Regions from separate parts of the Homo sapiens genome. Here regions 2 and 3 are each linked to region 1. A link is a loop called in an ENCODE intact Hi-C map of the cell type or tissue named here. Cell type or tissue: Caco-2. All regions are shown on one strand.

What was found. Peaks named below come from ENCODE experiments on the same cell type or tissue, not always from the same donor. Only the 100,000 strongest peaks of a DNase experiment are listed, where the experiment ranks them.
Region 2: it touches region 1 in a loop (3-fold over the local background); 3 of 110 quality-filtered maps call a loop at or near these places.
Region 3: a loop joins it to region 1, with 5 times the contacts of the local background. A loop is called at or near these places in 3 of 110 quality-filtered maps.

Annotation. Positions count from the first base shown.
Region 1 is chr20:53,781,306-53,789,305 of GRCh38, forward strand. No RefSeq gene overlaps it. Among named protein-coding and RNA genes, the nearest start is that of BCAS1-AS1, 130 kb to the right of the region's middle. In Caco-2, no CTCF peak of the experiment used is centred here; DNase peaks (open chromatin) are centred at 4,236, 5,026, 5,756 and 6,366.
Region 2 is chr20:53,841,986-53,849,985 of GRCh38, forward strand. It overlaps LOC124904934 (a long non-coding RNA gene), which reads left to right and starts at 3,498. Exons shown (of 4, transcript XR_007067664.1): 1 at 3,498-3,571; 2 at 6,038-6,223; 3 at 7,746-7,923. RefSeq lists a silencer at 5,329-5,388. In Caco-2, no CTCF peak of the experiment used is centred here; no DNase peak of the experiment used is centred here.
Region 3 is chr20:53,674,523-53,682,522 of GRCh38, forward strand. No RefSeq gene overlaps it. Among named protein-coding and RNA genes, the nearest start is that of ZNF217, 85 kb to the left of the region's middle. In Caco-2, a CTCF peak has its summit at 3,356 (motif pointing left); DNase peaks (open chromatin) are centred at 3,309, 3,679, 5,489, 7,339 and 2 weaker places; H3K4me3 peaks cover 1,321 bases.

The DNA.
Region 1 (8,000 bases):
GTCATGTTGTAGCATTTTAATGTTGAATAATGTTTCATTATATATATGTACTGCGTTTTTGTTAATTCATTAATCTAATGATGGATATTTGGGTTGTTTCTACCTTTTGACTATTGGGAATGATGTGGATATAAATACTGATGTACAAATATCTGAGTCCCAGTTTTCAATTCTTTTAGATATATATATCTAGGAGTGGGATTGCTGAATTATGTTCTAATTCTGTATTTACCTTTAAGATTTTTTAACTTTAAACATTTTAATCTGTATTTAATGGAAAAACATAAGAAAGGAAAAATATCCCAGAGGAAAAATATGCAAATAAATTCTACCTCTGGTTGATATACAGTTATTAATAACAAAACTAGTGTGAGTTTAGAGAGAATGTTTAGCAAACACTGATAAATGAAAAGAAAAAAAATTACCAAAAACCCTGTATCTGCAAAACAACCACTGTTAATAGTGATCTTTATTTTCAGAGAATACAAATATAGATCAAGATTAATAGTGAAAATAAGGCCAGCATTTAGAACAGTATATGTAAAATCATTATTTAAAAACAAACAAGGCTGGGTACGGTGGCTCACACCTGTAATCCCAGCACTTTGGGAGACCGAGGCGGGCAGATCACCTGAAGTCAGGAGTTCAAGACCAGCCTGGCCAACATGGTGAAACCCCGACTCTACTAAAAATACAAAAAAAATTAGCGAGGCATGGTGGTGGCAGGTGCTTGTAATCCCACCTACTCAGGAGGCTGAGGAAGGAGAATTGCTTGAACCTGGGAAGTGCAGGTTGCAGGGAGCCGAGATCGTGCCATTGCACTCCAGCCTGGTCAACAAGAGCGAAACTCCGTCTCAAACAAACAAACAAACAAACAAACAAACTAGGCCAGGCACGGTGGCTCACGCCTGTAATCCCAGCACTTTGGGAGGCCGAGGTGGGAGAATCGCTTGAGGCCAGGAGTTCAAGACCAGCCTGGCCAACATGGTAAAACCCTGTCACTACCAAAAATACAAAAATTAGCCAGGCACGGTGGTGCGCACCTGTAGTCCCAGCTATTTGGGAGGCTGAGGCAGAAGAATTGCTTGAGGCTGGGAGGCAGAGGTTGTAGCAAGCTGAGATCATGCCATTGCACTCTAGTGTGGGAGACAGAGTGAGACCCTGTCTCAAAACAAAAAACAAACAACCCCCGCCCCGAAAAAAAACCCCAAAACAAAACAAAAAAAACAAACAAAGCCAAGATCTCTCTGAGGTTGTGCCAAGCCCACTGTGCTTTTTCTCATTTATCTTGGCTTCTGAAAGAAAGGAATGCTATTATGACCACTTTACAGTGGGAAAGGTTGTGTCGTAGGGCTTCTACATCATGTGTCAGAGCTGGGATTTGAACCCAGGCCATCCCAGTGCCCATGTTTACCTGTAGGCACAGCAGCCTCACAGATGTCACATCACACACAGTGTTTGCGAAATTTATCTCAACTTTTGTTGTGATGAAAAATTTCCGACAAATACTTTTCTGCAAGATAATTTTTTAACCACTGCACACTATTCCAGGGATGGGTGTATCAATCCCATACATCTCTATTGATTATGTCTCCATGATTTCATGTTTATACTATTACATCAATGAGGTGAATAGCATTGTCTATATATATTTGCACGCATTCTTATTTTTTTTAGGATAAATTCCCAGAAGTGGAATTGCCCAATAAAACAAAAAAGACTTCAAGCCATTTGATATACACTGCCAAGCTGGCTCTCAGAAAATTGTGCTAATTTACATTTCTAACATCAGTATATAAGAGTGCTTTCTTCTATATGTTACCAACACTGGTTATTAACAATGGAAATTCTTTTGCAAATCTTATAGTTCAAAATATTATATATTACCTTATTATTCATGATATTTTCTGGTAAAATTAAAATGCTAACCATACCAAGAGTAGGCAAGAATGTAGAGGGACTTGGCCAGGCACAATGGATCACACCTGTAATACTAGCACTTTGGGAGGCCAAGGTGGGTGGATCATTTGTTGGGAGTTCAAGACCAGCCTGGCTGACATGGTGAAACCCCATCTCTACTAAAAATTTAAAAATTAGCTTGGCATGGTTGTGTGCTCCTGTAATCCCAGCTACTCGAGAGGCTGAGGCTGGAGAATCGCTTGAAACTGGGAGGTGGAGGAGGTTGCAGTGAGCCGTGATTGCACCACTGTACTCTAGCCTGGGTGACAGACTGAGACTCTATCTCAAAAAAAAAAGCTGCCATGGGGGCTCATGCCTGTAATCCCAGCACTTTGGGAGGCCGAGGTGGGTGGATCACCTGGGGTCGGGAGTTTGAGACCAACCTGACCAACATGGAGAAACCCTGTCTCTACTAAAAATACAAAATTAGCTGGGCATGGTGGCGCATGCCTGTAATCCCAGCTACTCAGGAGGCTGAGGCAGGAGAATCACTTGAACCTGGGAGGCGTAGGTTGTGGTGAGCTGAGATGGTGCCGTTGCACTCCAGCCTGGGCAACAAGAATGAAACTTCATCTCAGAAAAGAAAAGAAAGAAAGAAAAAGAATGTGGAGGGACTGGAACTCTCATATACCACTGGTAGGAAAGAAAGATGTTGCAACCATTCTGGAAAATAGTTTGACAGTTTCTTTAAAAGTTCAATGTCCATCTACCCTATGATCTAGCCATTTCATGCCTTGGTATTTATCCAAGAGAAAAGGAAATAGATGTCCATACAAAGAGTTGTACACAAATGTTTATAGTGGTTTTAATTGTAATAACTTCAAACTGAAAATAAACCATATGTCCGTCAACAACTTAATAGATAAACAAATTGTGGTACATCCATACAATGGAATAGCACTCAGCAATAAAAGTAAATGAACTATTGATACATGCAATGACATTAGTGATTCTCAAAATTATTATGCTGAGTGAAAGATGCCAGACAACAAAGAGTACATGCCATTTGATTCCATTTGTATAAACACTAAGAAGTATACACTAATCTCCATTTAGTGACACTAACCTATAATGACACTAATCTATAGTAAAGCAGACCAGTGGTTGCCTGGTAATCGGCGGGAGGAACAAAATAAAGTAATTACAAAGAAATCTTTTGGACTAATGGATATGGTTACTATATTGATTTGTGGTGATGATTTCATGGTCATATACATAGAACAGAACAAAACAAATTGTACCTTTTCAATATGTGTAGTTATTGTATGTTAATTACATGTCAATAAAGATGCTTTTAAAAATCCCCCCAGGTAGGCCAGGTGCAGTGGCTCATGCCTATAAGTCCAGCACTTTGGGAGGACAAGGTGGGAGGATTGCTTGAGCTCAGGAGTTTGAGACCAGCTTGGGCAACATGGCAAAACTCTGTCTCTACCCAAAATACAAAAATTAGCTTGGCATGGTGGTGCATGCCTGTGGTCCCAGCTACTTGGGAGACTGAGATGGGAGGATTGCGGGAGACTGGGAAGTTGAGGCTGCAGTGCGCCATGATGATGCTACTGCACTGTAGCTTGGGTGAGAGAATGAGACCCTGTCTCAAAAAAAAAAAAAAAAAAAAAATTCCTCTCAGGACGGTTGGCCCTACGTACGTGCGGATTCTGTATCCATGGATTAACTCAACTCAACTGAAAATATTTGAAAAAAAAAAAAAAAAGATGATTGCCGGGCGCAGTGGCTCACGCCTTTAATCCCAGCACTTTGGGAGGCTGAGGTGGGCGGATCACCTGAGGTCAGGAGTTCGAGACCAGCCTGACCAACATGGAGAAACCCCGCCTCTACTAAAAATACAAAAAAATTAGCCGGGCTTGGTGGCACATGCCTGTAATCCCAGCTACTCAGGAGGCTGAGGCAGGAGAATCACTTGAACCCGGGAGGCGAAGGTTGTGTTGAGCAGAGATTGCGCTATTGCATTCCAGCCTGGGCAACAAGCGTGAAACTCTGTTTAAAAAAAAAAAAAATGCATCTGCAGTGAACATGTACTGACTTTCTTTCTTGTCGTTTCCTGAATAATACTGTACAACAACTATTTATATAGGCTTAGGTGTTATAAGTAATCTACAGGTAACTTAATGTGTACAGGAGGATGTACATAAGCTGTATGCAAATATACCTTTTTCTTTTGTTTTTTGAGACAGGGTGTGTTTCTGTTGCCCAGGCTGGAGTGCAGTGGCAAGATCTTGACTCACTGCAATCTCCACCTACTGGGCTTAAGCCATCTTCCCACCTCAGCCTCCCAAGTAGCAGGGACTACAGGGGGACGCCATCATGCTGAGCTAATATTTGTACTTTTTGTAGAGATGAGGTTTCGCCATGTTGTCTAGACTATGCTGGAACTCCTGAGCTGAAGTGATCCGCCTACCTTGGCCTGCCAAATACACCTTTTTCTGTCAGGAACTTGAGCATCTGTGGATTTTGGTATCCGTGGGAGGTCCTGGAACCAATCCCCCAGGGATATGGAGGGACAACTGTATTACAATATTCTCATTGTTTTACTTATTGTTGTTGTTTACTAAGCAGGGGCACTGAATATGGTCAGGCAGGCTGCCAGTTTCACAGTTCTCTATTTGGAGTGTCTGTTTCCAAATAGACACCCCCCCCGAAGCTGTGAAATGGGGCAGCTTCGCCAATAAGCTGAACATCATGGCATCTATTGATCAGCCTTTTATATTTCTTTTTACGGGTATTGCCTTTATTTTGAGGATTTTCCATCTGTAAGTTCTCTTTATATAGGCTATTAGGCGTCTGTCATACATGTTGCAAAGATGTTTTCCAGCTTTGCAATTTGGAGTTGACTTTTGACACCGATGAACCAGTGACAATTACTTCTGATCCGATAACTTATTTGTTGGCAAAGCATGGTCCTGTGAATTCCTTTCTTGGCACCTAGGATCATTGCTTCAGCATCTGTTCTTTTAGAAAACAGGTTTGTCCAGCAACTTGTATTTGTCATCTTCCTTGTGATTTGTTTGATCAAGTACATTGTCTGTTAAGTTGAGTTGCTGCTGGCTTTCAGGTCAAACGCATTAGGCTTTAATAGGCATTCTGAAGTGCTTACCAAACCCAGCTCTGTAGTAAAGGAACTGTTAAGAGTCCTTCTTTTCTCTTTTCCTTCTCCTACTTTTATTTCAGTTTGTTGAATTCCTCCCATAATCTGCCTCTGGGTTAAAGGCTTTACGTTATCTTTTCACATCTAATTCTCATAACCTTGTGATCCTAGGTGTGGTTAGTTCCGTTTTTTATTTAAGGAAACTAACTTGTGGAGAAGTAAAAAAAAAAAAATTCTACCCAGAATCACATGGGTAGCAGGTGAGGAAAGTGACTTTTGAACTTACATTGGTCAGACTCCAAAAGTCAAGCTCTTAACCTTCACCCTACTACCTCTAACTTACCCTGGCTTTCAATGAGTTGCTTGTGTGTTTCTTCGTCTTTTAACCCTGATAAAGAGATTTGGTGCACAATAGGACCTGAGATCTATTGGGTTGAGAAAGAGAAAGAATATTCTATGTGGGGTGGGCTGAGGAGGTGTTTCCAAAATGTTTCCACTTCAGTTTCATACACAAACATACAATGGATGAAAAAGCAGGAAGGCAATAAGCTCACTTTGTTACACACTCCTCCGCAGTCAGGTTGTACATAATGCCGCTACGAGCAGCTTCTCAACCTCAGCACTGTTGACATTTTGGGTGGATAATTCTTTGTTTTGTGTTGCTGTCGTGTGCCTTGGATATTTAGCAGTATCCCTGGCCTCTACCCACTAGATGCCAGTAGCACCTCCACCCCTGCTGTGACAATGGAAAATGTTTCCAGACATTGCCAAACGTCCTCTGGGAGGAAGAATCGCCCCTGGTAAACACTCAATGGCCTATGATTAATAAAGGCTTAACAATGCCTTTCACAGCTCCAAAGAAATATCCATAGATTACAAGGCTAATAAAGATACACTGGGTCATGTATTTCTCTCCTTCTCTCTCTCTCTCTTTTTTTTTTCCCGCTAGCAGAATTTCCTAGTGGAAGCTGAATGTTTGATTAGCACACTTAGAAACCGTAGAAATGTTTATTTAAATATATGGCTAACACAAAGAAAACATTTTTATCATTATTTTCTCATTACAGATAATTTTTTTTTTTGAGGTGGAGTTTCGCTCTTGTTGCCCAGGCAGGAGTGCAATGGCATGATCTCAGCTCACCACAACCTCCGCCTCCCGGGTTCAAGTGATTCTCCTGCCTCAGCCTCTCGAGTAGCTGGGATTACAGGCATGTGCCACCACACCCGGTTAATTTTGTATTTTTAGTAGAGGCGGGGTTTCTTCATGTTGATCAGACTGGTCTCGAACTCCTGACCTCTGGTGATCCGCCAGCCTTGGCCTCCCAAAGTGCTGGGATTATAGGTGTGAGCCACTGTGCCCGACCATTACAGATAACTTTTATTGAACTCATACTGTTTGCCAGTCCCAATGCTAAATCCCTTACTATGTCATTTATCTCATTTATGACTCACAGGTTTTAAAAATAGACATGAATGTTATGCCCATTTTACTGATGAGGAAATTGAGATTTACAAACATTAAATAACTTCTTTTAAGATCACTGGAAAGATTAATGCAGCTGAAAACTTAACCCAAGTTTGTTTTACACTGGGGTTTATTTACACTACTGACTTCCAAAATTAATATTCATCCACAGTAGGACAATTAAACACAATCATTAAAAACAAAATGAAGACTATAAAATCAGTGCTATCTTACCACTCAGCAATAATCTGTATTGACATTTTGCTATGAATTCATTCAGTCTTCATTCTCTGCATTTAAAAACATATATGCTTTAGAAAAAACGAAACATGTTTAATATCCTATGTTTTTTCTTTATATTTGGGACTACTTTTCCATCATGATGTTAAACATTCTTTACTAAGTACCATTTAAAAGGGCTATATAAAAATTAAAAAAATTAACCAGACATGGTGGCATGTACCTGTAGTCCCAGCTACTTGGGAGGATGAAGTGGGAGGTTTCTTTGAGCCAAGGAGTTAGAGACCAGCCTGGACAACATAGTGAGACCCCCACCTCTAAAAAAATAAAAATATTTAGCCAGGGGTAGTGGCGTGTGCCTGTTGTCCCAACTACTTGGGAGGCTGAGGCAGGAGGGTTGCTTGAGCCCAAGAGTTTGAGGCTGTAGTAAGCTATGATCGTGCCACTGCACTCCAGCATGGGTGACATAATGAGACCCTGTCGCAAAATGAATGAATGAATGAATGAATAAATGAAAGAGCTATTTCATATTCTACCAGGGAACATTTAAACAGTCTCCCATTGCCAGACATTCTGGTTGTATTTTTTTCCTCTCTCCCTCTCTCCTTCTCCCACCCTCTCTCTTTCTTTCTTTTTCATGTTATTTACACAAGATAAATTCCTAGCAGTGAAATACTGGAGTAAAAGTAATCCTATGTATTTTGAAGAGTGCCGATGTCATCAAAAAGTGATATATTTTTAAGGCTCATGATGCATGCTGTCAAATGCACCCCCCCAAAGGTTGTACTGATTTACATTTTACCTGCATTGGATGGATGGATATACTTTTTTCCTCCAAAAAACAAAGGGCTTCTAACTAATTAAAAACAAAAAAACATGGCCAGGCATGGTGGCTCACGCCTGCAATCCCAGCACTTTGGGAGGCTGAGGTGGGCGGATTACCTGAGGTCGGGAGTTCGAGACCAGCCTGGTCAACACTGCAAAACCCTGTCTCTACTAAAAATACAAAAATTAGCCGGGTGTGGTGGCACATGCCTGTAGTCTCAGCTACTTGGGAGGCTGAGGCAGGAGAATCGGTTGAACCCGGGGGGCAGAGGTTGCAGTGAGCCAAGATCACACCACTGCACTTCAGCCTGGGCGACAGAGCGAGACTCCATCTCAAAAACAGACAAAAAAATACACACACATATGCATATTCACACACACACACACACACACACACACACACACACA
Region 2 (8,000 bases), 61 kb after region 1:
GTTATGATCATGCTACTGCACCCCAGGCTGGGTGACAGAGAGAGACCCTATCTCAAAAATAAATAAAATAATAAAATAAAACGAGTCCAGAATTGGGCAATCTATAGAACAGAAAGTAGGTTGCTTAGGGCTGGCAGGGCAGGAGGAGTGGGTACCGGGGGATTAGGGGATAGTAGGTAAAGTTTATAGGGTTTTTTGTGAGGTGATAACAATGTTCTAAAAGTGATTGTGTTCGTGGTTGCCCATATCTATGAATACACCAAACACAATTGAATTATGCACTTTAAAAGGGTGACTTTCATAATATGTGAATATATTCCAATGAAACTGTTTAAAATATCATTAATCTGGCCACATAAAGCTTATAATTCAAGCTTTATGTACAGGCATCCCTTGTTTTCACTATGCTTCACTATATTGCCCTTCTCAGGTACTATGTTTGTTACAAATTGAAGGTTTGTGGCAACCCTGTGACCAGCAAGTCTATCAGCACCATTTTCCCAACCACAAAGTGAGTATGACGTGCTCACTTTGTGTCTCTGTGTCACATTTTGGTAATGCTCACAATACTCACACTTTGCCATTGTTATTATATCTACTATGGTGATCTCTGATCAGTGATCTTTCAGTTACTATTGTACTTATTTTGAGGTACCATGAACCATACCCATATAAGATGGCAAACTTAATTGATAAATATTGTGAGTGTTCTGACTGCTCCACTGACTGGCTCATCTCTCTCTCTCTCTCTTTCTTTCTTTCTTTCCTTCATCTCTCACTTTCTTTCTAGGCTTCCCTAGACCCTAAGACACAACAATACTGAAATTAGGCCAGTTACTAACCCTGTGATGGCCTCTAAGTGTTGAAATGAAAGGAAGAGTTGCATGTCTCTCACTCTAAATCAAAAGTTAGAAATGATTAGGGCATGTCAAAAGCCAAGAAAAGCCAAAAGCTAGGCCTCTTGTGCCAACTAACCAGCCTGTGCATGCACAGGAAAAGTTCTTGAAGGAAATTGAAAGTACCACCCCTGTGAACACATAAGTGATAAGAAAGTGAAACAACTTTATTGCTGAGATGGAGAAAATTTTAGTGGTCTGGATAGAAAATTAAATCAGCTATAATATTTCCTTAAGCTAAAACCTAATCCAAAGCAAGGCTCTAACTCTCTTCAATTCTGTGGAAGGTAGAGAGGTGAAGAAGTTGCAGAAGAAACGTTGGAAGCTAGCAGAGGTTGGCTCATGAAGTTTAAGGAAAGAAGCCATCTCCATAAGATAGAAGTGCAAGGCTGGGCGCAGTGGCTCATGCTTGTAATCCCAGCACTTTGGGAGGCTGAGGCAGGTGGATCACGAGGTCAGGAGTTCGAGACCAGCCTTGCCAAAATAGTGAAACCCTGTCTCTACTAAAAATACAAAAATTAGCTAGGCATGGTGGCGAGCACCTGTAATCCCAGCTACTCAGGAGGCTGGGGCAGGAGAATCACTTGAACCTGGGAGGCGAAGGTTGCAATGAGCCAAAATCACACCACTGCACTCCAGCCTGGGTAACAGAGCTAGATTCCATCTCAAAAAAAAAAAAAAAAAAGATAAAAGTGCAGGTGAAGCAGCAGGTGCTGATGAAGAATCTGCAGCAAGTTCTCCAGAAGCTCTAGCTAAGATCACTGATGGAGGTGGCCACACTAAGCAATAGATTTTCAGTGTAGACGAAACAAACTTCAATTGGAAGAGGATAGCATCTAGGACTTTCACAGCTAGAGAGAAGTCAATGCCTGGCTTCAAAGCTTCAAAGACTGATTCTTTTGTTAGGGGCTAATGTAGCTGGTAACTATAAGTTGAAGCCAGTGCTCATTTGTCATTCTGAAAATCCTATGGCCCCTAAAAAGATGATGCTAAATCTACTCTGCCCATGCTCTATAGGTGGAACGACAAAGCCTGGTTGACAGCACATCTGTTTACAGCTTGGTTTACTGAAAATTTTAAGCCCACTGTTGAAACCTACTCCTCAGGGGAAAAAAATTCAAAATATTACTTCCCATTGACAATGTACCTGGTCACTCCAGAGCTCTGATGGAGATGTTCAAGGAGGTGAATGTTGCTTTCATGCCTGTTGACACAACGTCCATTCTGCAGCTCTTGGATCAAGGAGGAATTTTGACTTTCAAGTGTTATTATTTAAGAAATACATTTCTAAGTCTATAGCTGCTATAGATAGTGATTCCTCTGATAGATCTGGGCAAAGTAAATTGAAAACCTTCTGGAAAGAATTCATGATTTTAGATGCCATTACAAACATTCTTGCTTCATGGGAGGAGGTCAAAATATCAACATTAACGGGTTTGGAAGAAGTTGATTTCAGCCTTTATAGGTGACTTTGAGGGGTTTAAAGACTTCAGTGAAGGAAGTAACTGCTGACGTGATGGAAACGGCAAGAGAACTGTAATGATTAATGGAAGTGGAGCCTGCACATCTGACTGAATTTTCGCAATCTCATGATAAAACTTGAACACATAAGGACTCGTTCCTTATGGATGAGCAAAGAAAGTGGTTTCTTAAGGCCAGATGTGGTGGCTAACACCTGTAATCCCAGCACTTTGAGACGCTGAGGTGGTTGGATCACTGGAGGCCAGGAGTTCGAGACCAGCCTGGCCAACATGGCGAAACCCCATCTCTACTAAAAATACAAAAATTGTCGGGTATAGTGGTGCACAACTGTAATCCCAGCTACTCAGGAGGCTGAGGCAGGAGAGTGGCTTGAACCCAGGGTCAGAGGTAGCAGTGAGCTGGGGTGGCACCATTGCACTCCAGCCTGGGCGACAGAGCAAGACTCTGCCACAAAAAAAAAAAAAAAAAAAAGAAAGTATTTTATTGAGATGGAATCTACTCCTGGTGAAGATGTGAACATTGTTGAAATGACAACAAAGGATTCAGAGTATGACATAAACTTCGTTGATAAAGCAGTGGCAGGGTTTGAGAGGACTGACTCTAATTTTTAAAAAAGTTCAACTGTGGGTAAAATGCTATCAAACAGCATCTCATGCTACAGAGAAATCTTTTGTGAAAGGAGGAGTCAGTTGAAGCAGCAAACTTCGTAGCCTTATTTTAAGAAATTGGCACAGCCACCTCAACCTTCAGCGACCACCACCCTGATCAGTCAGCAGCCACTGAGGCAAGATCCTCTGTCAGCAAGAAGATTACAACTGTCTGAAGTCTCAGATGATCATTAGCTTTTTTGCCAGTAAAATATTTTTACATTAAGGTCTATAAATATTTTTAGACATAATGCTATTGCACATTCAATAGACTACAGAATAGTGCAAACATAAATTTTATATGCACTGGGAAAAAAATGTGTGACTCACTTTATTGTCATATTTGCTTTATTGTGGGGGCCTGGAACAGAATCTGCAATATCTCTGAGATATGTCTGTGGTTTTTTTTTTTTTTTTTTTTGAGAAGGAGTTTCGCTCTGTTGCTGAGGCTGGAGTGCAGTGGCATGATCTTGGCTCACTGCAACTTCTGCCTCCCAGGTTCAAGTGATTCTTCCGCTTCAGCCTCCTGAGTAACTGGGAATACAGGTGAGTGCCATCCCACCCAGCTAATTTTTATATTTTTAGTAGAGGTGGGGTTTTGTCATGTTGGCCAGGCTGGTCTCAAACTCCTGGCCTTAAGTGATCTTCCCGCCTCCGGCCTCCCAAAGTGCTGGGGATACGGGCAGTATGGAGTCTTTTCAGATTGGCTACTTTCACTCAGTGATGTGCACTTATCTTTCCTCCATGTCGTTTCATGGCTTGATAGCAATTTTTTTTTTAAGTGCTGAATAATATTCTATTGTCTGGATGTATTACATTTGTTTATCCATTCATCTACCAAAGGACATCTTGGTAGCTTCCATGTTTTGGCAATTATAAATAAAGCTGCTATAAACATTCATGTGCAGATTTTTGTATAGACATAAATTTTCAACTCTTTGGGTAAATACCAAGGAGTACAATTGCTGGATCATATGGTAAGATTATGTTTAGCTTTGTAAGAAGCTGCCAAACTGTCTTCCAAAGTGCCTGGACCATTTTGCATTTCCACCAACAATGAATGACAGTTCTTATTGCTGTACATCCTCACTGGCATTTGGTAGTGTTGTTGTTCTGAGTCTTGGCCGTTCTAATAAGTGTGTCATGGTATTTCATTGTCATGGTATTTCATGGTATTTCATGTGTATACTTGGCATTGCCCAGATGACATAAGATGTGCAGCATCTTTTCATGGTTTATCTATGATCTGTGTGTCTTCTTTGGTGAAATGTCTGTTAAGGTCTTTGGCCCATTTTAAAATTTCATTGTTTGTCTTCTTATTGAGTTTTAGGAGTTCTTTGTATATTTTAGATAATAGTTCTTTATCAGTTGTGTCTTTTGCAAATATTTTCTCTCAGTCTGTGGCTTATCTTCTCATTCTCTTGTTGTCTTTCATGCAGCCTCTGGAGTTTTTAACTTTCTGACTTGTCCACACATGAGCTTCCAGTCATGAATCAATTACACTTCAGGTGTAAAAAAATAATCTTTTTTTTTTTTTTTTGACATGGAGTTTTGCTCTTATTGCCCAGGCTGGAGTGCAATGGCGCGATCTTGGCTCCCTGCAACCTCTGCCTCCCGGGTTCAAGCGATTCTCCTGCCTCAGCCTCCTGAGTAGCTGGGATTACAGGCATGCGCCACGACGCCTGGCTAATTTTGTATTTTTAGTAGAGACGGGATTTCTCCATGTTGGTCAGGCTGGTGGCGAACTCCCAGGTGTGCCTACCCTGGCACCGGTTCCCACGGAGCTTTCTGCCCTGGTAAATTGTGATTCCGGATATTCGTCTGCTGGTCTCTCCAGGTTGGGGAGTAATGGTTTGCCCCATGACCTCTCTTGCCATAAGAATCTAAAAGAACTGTTTGGTTTTTAGTTTGGTTAGCCTTCTCCTTGTTGTTAGGATGAAGTGCTGACTCCCAAGCTTCGTGCTTGCTGGACTGGAAATTGGAAGTCTGCCTGCCAGTTTTAAGAACCTAAAAAGTGATGAACTGAAAATGTCAGGTAAAGGGATTTCTTTTCTTTTCTTTTCTTTTTTGTCATTTGGTTGGATTCTAAATATAAAATTTAGGCTTCTGGTAGAAGTTCTAAAGATGCCTGAAAGAGGATAGTTTTGACTGATATGTTTGTTGGCCACGCGTGGGAAAATGGTGTTAGTGAAAAGCACATGAATCCTGGTGCCAGCAGAAAGTGGGCATGAATTCTTCTTCCGTCAATACCCAGCTTTGTGCCCCCAGGCAAGTCACTTCACTTCTCTGAGCTTCCTTTTTTTAATCTTGGAACTAGGTATTGAGCCAGTAACCGGAAGTTGTGGTGAGGGTTAGAGGAAATTTGTATATAGAGCATTACAGAAGGCATATTCCCCGTTAGTGCATACATGATAAAAAAGAAACATCACAGAACATTATAGAAGTAAAATATTTTCTTTCCTTAAGTATGGAAAGAAACTGATGGAGTGTTTACTTAATTCTACAAGGATAAAAGAAACTATTCAAGGTTAACACAATGCAGACTGAACTGAAGAGCGTTATGTGGAAAGCAAATTTGAATAACGGAGAAAACACAACTCATTCTCACAGCTGTTGAAAGTCTCTGGGCACATTGGGTAAAGGCTAAGAGGTTAAGCTTTCCCCCTTGGAGCCTTGTGGTCATTGGGAAGATTCTCCTTTGAGGGAATCATTCTGTAACATAGTAATTGGGTAGTAAGAGAGAATTGTCTTGCTAAGAGCAGTAAAGTAAGTGGCCGAGTAGCAAATCTTCATCAGTTATCAGGTGCATCTCTTAAAAAGGCCTATGTAATACTCAGCAACAGGATCACGCTATTGTGTTTGGGAGAATAAACTTATTTCAAGCACAAAGATTCCTCCTTCCTCTTTTAAAATCTCTACTTTCTGTGCTCCTCCCCACTTTGAGGGAAGTGATACACTAAAATTAAGTGATGGCTTATTATCATGGTTAACCAGTCTGTCTTGAATTTGCAGCCTGAGCTGACCAGCGCTTATCCTCATGTGACCTTGGGTGAATTAATGGACATCTCTGAACCTCCATTTTCTCCTGTGTAAAATAGCAGCTGCAGCAAAAATGAAATATCAATAATCTCTGAAAAGAATTTAGCTCAGTGTTTGGTGAAGATTGCCTCTCCTGAAGTCTAGAAAAGGGCTGGTTTGGTATGTATTCAAAATCTAAATGTTCTTTTGAAACAGCAACTGAGAAACACTGTATTGAAATTAAAGTGGCAGTTTAGAAGAAGTTTAAAAAGCTGAGAAAGTATGGATTTTGCGATGATCAGGGGTAATCTCGCCACCTGCAAGAGAAAACAAACATCCTGCTATGTTTTTTGCTTTGCTGTAATCACTTCGACATCTAGCCCGTAAGTGAACAAAGATGGGAAAAGATTGGCAAGGATCAAAATAGAATTGGAGAAGAGTTTCAAGAAGAGGTCAATGGAGGGGGACAGCTTATCAGTTCTGGATGGAACCTGGTCATGAACACATATGGAGAAGACTGACAGGTGAATGCACAAGCAGCTCTTGCAGTTGTTCAGGCTCACATGAAGCCCTGGACAATGCTGTGCTGCTGTGGCTGCACCTGCTACCAGCCTTGACACTGCATGTTCTCTATAGAAATGCTACTGCTCTTGAAGGGGTAAAACTGGTTCTTGGGAAGACATGAGAAAATCTCACTTTAGAAAATATTAATATAGGCCGGGCACGGTGGCTCATGCCTGTAATCCCAGCACTTTGGGAGGCCGAGGCGGGCAGATCACTTGAGGTCAGGAGTTCTAGACCAGCCTGGCCAACATGGTGAAACCCCATCTCTACCAAAAATACATGTATAAAAAATTAGCCGGGTATGGTGGTGCATGCCTATAATCCCAGCTACTCGGGAGGCTGAGGCAGGAGAATCACTTGAACCCAGGAAGCGAAAGTTGCAGTGAGCTGAGATCACGCCACTGCACTCCAGCCTGGGTGACAAGACTCCATCTCAAAAAAAAAAAAAAAAATCTATCTATCTATCTATCTATCTATCTATCTATCTATCTATCTATCTGCCAGGTACAGTGGCTCACGCCTGTAATCCCAGCACTTTGGGAGGCCGAGGCAGGTGGATCACCTGAGGTCAGCAGTTCAAGACCAGCCTGGCCAACATGGTGAAACCCCGACTCTACTAAAAATACAAAAAAATTAGCCAGGCGTGGTGGTGGGCACCTGTAATCCCAGCTACTCGGGAGGCTGAGGCAGGAGAATTGCTTGAACCCAGGAGGCGGAGGTTGCAGTGAGCCGAGATCGCACCATTGCACTTGAGTCTGGGTGACAAGAGCAAAACTCCGTCTCAAAAAAAAAAAAATAATATACGTAATACACAATATATGTACCATACAAAAACAGATAACAGTATACATGTGGTATTGAAGTATCATGGGGGACAATTGAAAAAAAAAGTCTAAAAGGCTCTCCGGAGGATTACAGGTGAAAACAGCTCTGAGAAGCACTAACTCACACCACTAGAACGGGGCAGACGGAACATGGCAGAAGGGCAGGGGCCCGATACAGGACCTCAAGGAAGAAAGGAACTTGGGAGGACAGGGAGGTGGCGGTGGGCCTTGGGAATAGGGATTTTGTGAGTTTGGCAAGTGGGAGATTCCCCTTGAGGTAGCAACGCAACCCTCTTGCTTCTTCCTCCTCTCAGTTTGGAAGGCTGTGCCACGTGGCAAGAAGAGAATAAACATCTTGGGAATTCTGGCTGTGCTGTACATTTGCTGTGTGGCCTTCGGCAAGCTACTGACTTCTCTGAACTCAGGATCTACAAACTGAGGATAAGCAACAGGAGAATCTCTGTGAAGTACTTTAAAAACAGGAGATGTTTGGTAAATGTGCAGTCACGTTCATGACTCTTCAAATTTCTTTTGAAATTTCTGAAAATGCCTGGTGCGGTGGCTCATGC
Region 3 (8,000 bases), 110 kb before region 1:
GGCTGGAGTGCAGTGGCGTGATTTCAGCTCACTGCAACCTCCGCCTCCCGGATTCGAGAGGTTCTCCTGCCTCAGCCTCCTGAGCAGCTGGGAATACAGGCATGCACCACCCCCCCAGCCAATTTTTGTATTCTTGGTAGATGCGGGGTTTCTCCATGTTGGTCAGGCTGGTCTTGAACTCCTGACCTCAGGTGATCCACCCACCTAGGCCTACCAAAATGTTGGGATTACAGGTGTGAACCACCGCGCCCAGCCCCCTTTGACAGCTTTTGAGGGACATTTAGTTTCTTTGCAATTTATAATTATTCTTAATTGAGCCTTGTGCAAACACCCTAGTGTGTCCAGACTTTAACATTTGAGAGATGTGGCCGGGCGCAGTGGCTCACGCCTGTAATCCCAGCACTTTGGGAGGCCGAGGCCAGCGGATCACGAGGTCAGGAGATCAAGACTGTCCTGGCTAACACGGTGAAACCCCGTCTTTACTAAAAATACAAAAAATTAGCCAGGCATGGTGGCGGGCGCCTGTAGTCCCAGCTACTCAGGAGGCTGAGGCAGGAGAATGGCGTGAACCCGGGAGGCGGAGCTTGCAGTCAGCCGCGATAGCGTCACTGCACTCCAGCCTGGGCAACAGAGCGAGACTCCGTCTCAAAAACAAAACAAAACAAAACAAGAAAACCTTTTGAGAGATGCTCTCCTTTTTTTTTTTTTTAATGCCTTTTCTCACTTTGTGGTCCAGGCGGGGGTGCAGTGGCGCCATCTCTGCTTGATTTCTGCTTGATGTAACCTCCGCCTCTCAGGCTCAAGTGATTCTTGTGCCTCAGCCTCCCAGGTAGCTGGGATTACAGGCGTGTGTCACCATGCCTGGCTAATTTTTGTATTTTTAGTAAAGACGGGGTTTCACCCGGTTGGCCAGGCTGGTCTTGAACTCCTGACCTCAGGTTGACCAGCCTGCTTCAGCTTCCTAAAATGCTGGGATTACAGGCGTGAGTCATTGCACTCGGCCTCTCCTTAAGGTAAATCCCTAAAGGTAATATATATCTGCATCAAAGCGAACCTCTGTTATTTTTTGTTTTATATTGCCTAACTGCCTTTTGGAAAGGTTATACCAAATTACCCTTATTCTGAATGTGCAAGAAACTTTTATTTTTATTTTAAAATTTTATTTATTTATTTATTTTGAGATAGAGTCTCGCTTTGTCACCCAGGCTGGAGTGCAGTGGCGCAATCTCGGCTCACTGCAACCTCTGCCTCCCAGGTTCAAGTGATTCTCCTGCCTCAGCCTCCTGAGTAGCTGTGATTACAGGTGCCCGCCACCACGCCCGGCTAATTTTTTTGTATTTTTAATAGAGACAGGGTTCCACCATATTGGCCAGGCTGGTCTCGAGCTCCTGACCTTGTCATCCACCCGCCTCTGCCTCCCAAAGTGCTGAGATTACAGGCATGAGCCACCGCGCCTGGTGTTAACTTTTATTTTTTTTGAGACAGGATCTTACTCTGTCACTCAGGCTAGAGTGCAGTGATACCATCATGGCTCACTGCAACCTCTGCCTCCCAGGCTCAAGCATTCCTCCCACTTCAGCCTCCCAAGTAGCTGGGACTACAGGTGCACACCACCACGCCCAGTTAATTTTTGTATTTTTTGTAGAGATGCGTTTCCTCATTTTACCCAGTCTTGTCTAGAACTCCTGGGCTTGAGTGATCTGCTCTCTTCAGCCTCCCAAAGTGCTGGGATTATAGGTGTGAGCCACTGTGCCCAGCCTGATACCTGTACTTTTACTTTCTTTCTTTTTTTTTTTTTTGAGATGGAGTCTCGCTCTGTAGCCCACGTTGGAGTGCAGTGGCGCAATCTTGGCTCACTGCAACCTCCGCCTCCCGGGTTCATGCCATTCTCTTGCCTCAGCCTCCAGAGTACCTGAGATTACAGTCACACGCCACCACACCTGGCTAATTTTTGTATTTTTAGTGGAGACGGGGGTTTCGCCATGTTGGCCAGGCTGGCCTTGAACTCCTGACCTCAGGTGATCTGCACATCTTGGCCTCCCAAAGTGCTGGGATTACAGGCATAAGCCACAGTGCCCGGTCCATATCTGCAATTTTTAACCATTTATGAGATCACTTCACTATCTTGAGATCTCCACTTTAATGTATTCAAGGAAAAATGCTTAGTTGTATTGTGAAATGGATCACTTTAGAGAAAAGAAAAATGCCTACAATACAGTGAGCTGGTCAATTTTCCAATGCCAAAAGATAAACGTGAATATCCCTTTCAGGGAATTAGCCAATGTTTCAAGCAGCATGAAGGCAAAATTTGAGTTGAACATTGTAATACAAATAGCTCTTGGGAAATTCTTATGAGTACCTTTAAATAGATGTAAATCTATTAAATCAAAGATTTAATTACTTAGTATATAATAAGCAACCCACTATTAATAATATAAGAGGTAATACTGCCTTTCAAATTTTTCCCTTTCAAATTCTTGGAATTATTAACTATGTATGCCCCAAATAATGGGTTTCTGATGGTGTATTTCCCCCTGGAAAAGAGCATTCTATGCAATGCCCAGTTCCCAGTACATAGTAGACATTCAATTAAAAAAAAAAAAGTTGAGGCCGGGTGTGGTGGTTCACACCTGTAATCCTGCCGCTTTGGGAGGCTGAGGTGGATGGATCACATGAGACCAGGAGTTCAAGACTGGCCTGTCCAACATGGCGAAAACCCGTCTCTACTAAAATTACAAAAAGTAGCCGGGTGCAGTGGCGCACGCCTGTAATCCCAGCTACCTCAGGAGGCTTAAGCACGATAATTGCTTGAATCTAGGAGGCAGAGGTTACAGTGAATTAAGATCCTGGCACTGAACTCCACTGCACTCCAGCCTGGGAGACAGAGGGAGACTCTGTTTCAAAAAAAAAAAAAAAAAAAAAAGTTGAATGAATAAATGGCATATTACAAAGTTAAAAAGTAAAGCGTCTGTCTTATCAGTCAGTTTATCTAATCAGCCAGTTGTTCAGAAGCTATTAATAGGTAACTGATGGTGTAAGTCCAGTGTGTTTTAAATAATCCTTTTCTGGACTTTTATGTTCTTCCTAAGGAGAGATAGGAAACTGGTGGACAAGTGTTGGGTTTGCTACAGTCATGTTTTCTTTGGCTCAGATGGTATTCAAACATTTTGAAATAGTCACCAACATTTCTAAAGCTTCTACATAAAAATTGGGATTTCTGGCTTTCCTTAACAAAATGTGAGCTCTGGCCACACCAGGTCCAAACTCCAAGCCGCAAGGCCATAGAAGGGCTGTGGGCAAGGGACACCTGCCCCCTCCCCCTTTGATTGCCGCGGCCCCCGCCTGGTGGCCGGCCTCTCTTTTGCCACCTGCCTGGCCCCGGGAAGGCATTTTGACTTTGCCACAGCCTGTTTCTCTTTTTAAGTTTGGTGTGTGTACATTGAAGATCTTATATTATTGCCTCAATTCAAAAAAATGTTCTTGCTCTCTCTCTCCCAAATTTTCAAGACCTCACTGCTCCTGAACCTTCTGTGATGGCCTGGGCTTTGTTCTTTGTCGTCACCAGAGAGAGTAGCAGGAACAACTCTCTAGAGAGACCCATCTCTCAGCCGACTCCACTGTAGGTTGGTGGCAATCAAAGACATCGGAATACTTTCTCCTGTGTGTGCGGGGTGGGGGAAGGGAAGGTTGAGAGAAAGGAAGAAGCATAAAGATTAGGAGGGCTGTTGCTCAACCTTCCTGTTCTGGGCCAATCGTGCCTGTCAGACCAGCTACAGAAAGACATGCACTTGTAGTATGTTTTTTTGGGGGAAAAAGTATCTTGATTCTACTCTGCTTTGAGAAAAAAAAAATACTGTTAACTCTCTTTCTCTGTATAATTAGACATCAAAATACAGAGAAATGTTCTTAGCACTTTGCTATCAGAAAAGCAGACATTTTCGACTTTGTAGATTCCATACAAGATAAACGCCTTGACCCTTGCTCCCCATCCCCAAATAAAATGCCAAACTTCAATTACCAGTTCGTAAGTAGTCTGCATCGCTTTATTTTTCCTTCTGACAGTAGGTGTTTGGTGTCAATGTACATTTTCTTACCACAATGATTTCCTTCCCTAAACTATTAATTTTGTTTTTATGAATAATACAGTATGCCCCAGTTATTATTTAGTTTGATTGTATGCTAGCCTCATGCTCTGCATTTTAATTTAAGTGTAACTGCGCAGGAAAAAAATGCAAATCTCTTCTATTCAAATTCAAAAGAAAATAAATGGATTTTTTATGGCCTAAAGGATCTATTCATTACCAAATCATTTATCTTTTCAGGAAGAACAGTTTATGTATCCAATATGCTCTCGTGCTGTCTTTATTTTCTTTATTTTTTTTCTCTTTTGATAAATATGCTCACTCTTTCAAGTCTCTCTTGAATCTCTGCCGATAGGGGCAGCTTATAGCAGCAAGAACAAGAATATAATTAATAGCATTAAACAGAAAGCAAAGGTTGCAGAGAAAGCTTGAACATATTGGATATTTTAAAAATAATAATAAACAAACCTAAAATTGGATTGTGTCAAATGAATTTTTATTTTAACAATTGTAACATTAAGAAAAAGAGATACACAGTTGGCCCTACCAAAACAAAATGACAAAGGGGTGGGAGGAGAAGTCCGTGTTTTCAACAGACTAGCTTTTTTGGGGTCTTGTTGCAAATAGCCTGAAGAGGTAGAAGCATTACTGATTTTGCTTCTAACATGATCGGCTCTTGGAAGTTTGGCATTTTGAATTCTGGGCTATATTTTTTTTATTTTTATTTATATCTTGATTAAATAAGCCAGTTTAGAGGTCACTGCATCTGGGAGGGTGTCGTAATACACAAACAGCTGTGATACACAAAGCAGTTTTCAGTAAGTATCTTTCATGTAGCAGCTGGAATGGCTTTCTCCTGAATGAGAAAGGCCCCTAAGTGAGAATAGTGGCAAGTGTGAGTTTATGTATGTCATTTTTTTAAAAAGACATTTGTCTTTTTCTAGAGTACTGTACTTTAAAAATCATATAATTGTGTTAAAGTTACCCAGAATGTTGACTTTTCCCTATTCATGTTTATGTATCAAATTGGATTTCAGGGCAAATTCAATGGGTTTCTTTGTTCTTTCTAGATTAAGTCCAGATAAATAATCTGGTTTCGTTGTGGCTGCATTGTTTAAATCATGCTAATTATAGTGCTTACAATACAATGGCAGAGGGGGCAATTTAAATGTTCATTTGAAGAAGAAAAAAATCTGATGCTGAGCTCAAAAATGTACAGTCACTCTAACCGCTCCCTGAGGGCCATTTTAAGACTGGTTTTCAAAGACTTGTTTACCTTGAAATTCTTACACACCAGGCATGCTTCTATCCTCACGACCTAGGTACGGGAATGTTAGTGGTCTCTAAGCTGACTTGGAGTCTCATGTAGATAGAGTTCTGATTTCAGAACAGGCTGCTGGCTGCTTCCATGCCCCTCAGAAGGAGCAGGGAGTCCTCCCCGGCCACAGACTTGTAGCCCTTTTTGACTGAAGGCTTCCAAAATGAAAGGAAGGGGTTGGCTTTTGAAGAGGTGAAAGAGAGATCCTTTGAGGGAAGGACTGAATGAATGAGCAGCCTCAGGCCAGGGCGAGATAATCAAGAGACTATCTGACCTCTAATTCCTTCAGAGACAAAAATAAATCAGTGCTCAAGGAGGCGCTTTTATTAATCACTGCATGTTTCCTGTCAGAAGAAATGATGGGATTAGGGTGGGAAGAGAATACACGGGACATATAAGCAAATGTTTACCTAGGCTACTTCTTTCTGGATCCTTGGGATTGGTTCTTAACTTGTTTTTTCTTGAGACAGTCTTGCTCTGTCACCCAGGCTGGAGTGCAGAGACATGATCTCAGCTCACTGCAACCTCCGCCTCCCAGGTTAAAGGGATTCTCCTGCCTCAGCCTCCCAAGTAGCTGGGATTATAGGCGCCCGCCACCACGCCTGGCTAATTTTTGTATTTTTAGTAGAGACAGGGTTTCACCATCTTGGCCAGGCTGGTCTCGAACACATGACCTCAAGTGATCCGCTCACTTTGACCTCCCGAAGTGCTAGGATTACAGGAGTGAGGCACTGGCCTGGCTCTTAACTTCAATTGTTCTCTATTTTATGATTTATGATTTATTTGGGAAATTCCTGAGGTGGGGGCAAAGGGACACGTCTAGGTCTTGGCACCGAGAACTGAAACAAATAGCACATTAGACTATATTTAGCAGATGATAATACAGACACTGAAAAACAGATTACGGATGATAAAAAAGAAAGAAATAGTGCCGTCCTGGCTTGAAAGCGATGGAATACTGAATGTGAGGCGTGGATTGTTTAGGGAATGAGTGTGGAATTTCTCTCCATAAATCACCCATTGCTCAGGGGCTAGATGACTATAGGAGGTGGGGACACAAATATATCACCTCTTGAGGAAGGAAAGAGAAGAGACTAGATGAGAATCACAACGCCAATGCCAAGGTTGGTGTTGTGTCGAAAACAGTAATACGGACAATAGATTTTGCAGAAAAAAAGAATCGGGAGCCGGTGTGGTGGCTCACGCCTGTAATCCCAGCACTTTGGGAGGCCAAGGTGGGCAGATCACCTGAGGTCAGGAGTTGGAGACCAGCCTGACCAACATGGTGAAACCCCATCTCTACTACAAATACAAAAATTAGCCGGGCTTGGTGGCAGGCCCCTGTAATCCCAGCTACTCAGGAGGGTGAGACAAGAGAATCGTTTGAGCCCGTGAGGGGGAGGTTGCAGTGAGCCGAGATCGTGCCACTGCACTCCAGCCTGGGTGACAGAGCCAGATTCTGTCTCAAAAAATAATAATAATAATTGGGAAAAAAATAAATAATTGGGAGTGGACTTTTGCTTTGCCCCCATTTCCAGGAATTGTGCATGACTCAAAGTTACTGCTTTGAGTAGCCCAACTACAGTTGTTGGGCTGATCTGCTCACTCTTTAAGACCCTGGACAAATTCATCAAGCTTTTGCTTTGCACCCCTGTTCCCTCAGCTATAAAATGGGTTTAATAAGAATTCATTCCGGCCGGGTGTGATGGCTCACAGCTGTTATCCCAGCATTTTGGGAGGCCGAGGCGGGTGGATCAACTGAGGTCGGGAGTTTGAGACCAGCCTAACCAACATGGAAAAACCCCGTCTCTACTAAAAATACAAAATTAGCCGGGCGTGGTGGCACATGCCTGTAATCTTAGCTACTCTGAAGGCTGAGGCAGGAGAATCGTTTGAACCTGGGATGCGGAGGTTGCGGTGAGTGGATATTGCGCCATTGCACTGCAGCCCGGGCAACAAGAGCGAAACTCCGTCTCAAAAACAACAAAAAAAAAGAATTCATTCCATTTGGTTGTTGCAAAGATAACAGGCGATAATGTACATAGAACGTTTAGCTACACCTGGCTAAAGCTAGGTCTTAGATAACAAGAATGAGACTGGGCATAGTATCTCATGCCTATAATCCCAGTGCTTTGGGAGGCCAAGGCAGGAAGATTGTTAGAGACCAGGAGTTCAAGGCCAGCCTGGGCAACATAGTGAGACCCTGTCTCTACAAAAAAATAAAAATAAAAAAAAGATAATGAAAACACACCAAATTTGTAGAAATACCAGAAAATCTTATTTTAGTTATTCCTTTTTGGCTTCTTTTTGTTTTGTTTTGTGTGCAGTGGCACAATCATTGCTTAACTGCAGCTGCGACCTCCTGGGCTCAGCCTCACAAGTAGGTGGGACCACAGGTGCGTGACATGCCTGGCTAATTTTTTTTTTTTTTTCTGAGACAGAGTCTCGCTCTATTGCCCAGTCTGGAGTGCAGTGATGCAATCTTGGCTCACTGCAGCCTCTGCTTCCCAGGTTCAAGTGATTCTCTTGCTTCAGCCTCCTGAATAGCTGGGATCACCGGTGCACACCACCACGCCTGGCTAATTTTTGTATTTTTAGTA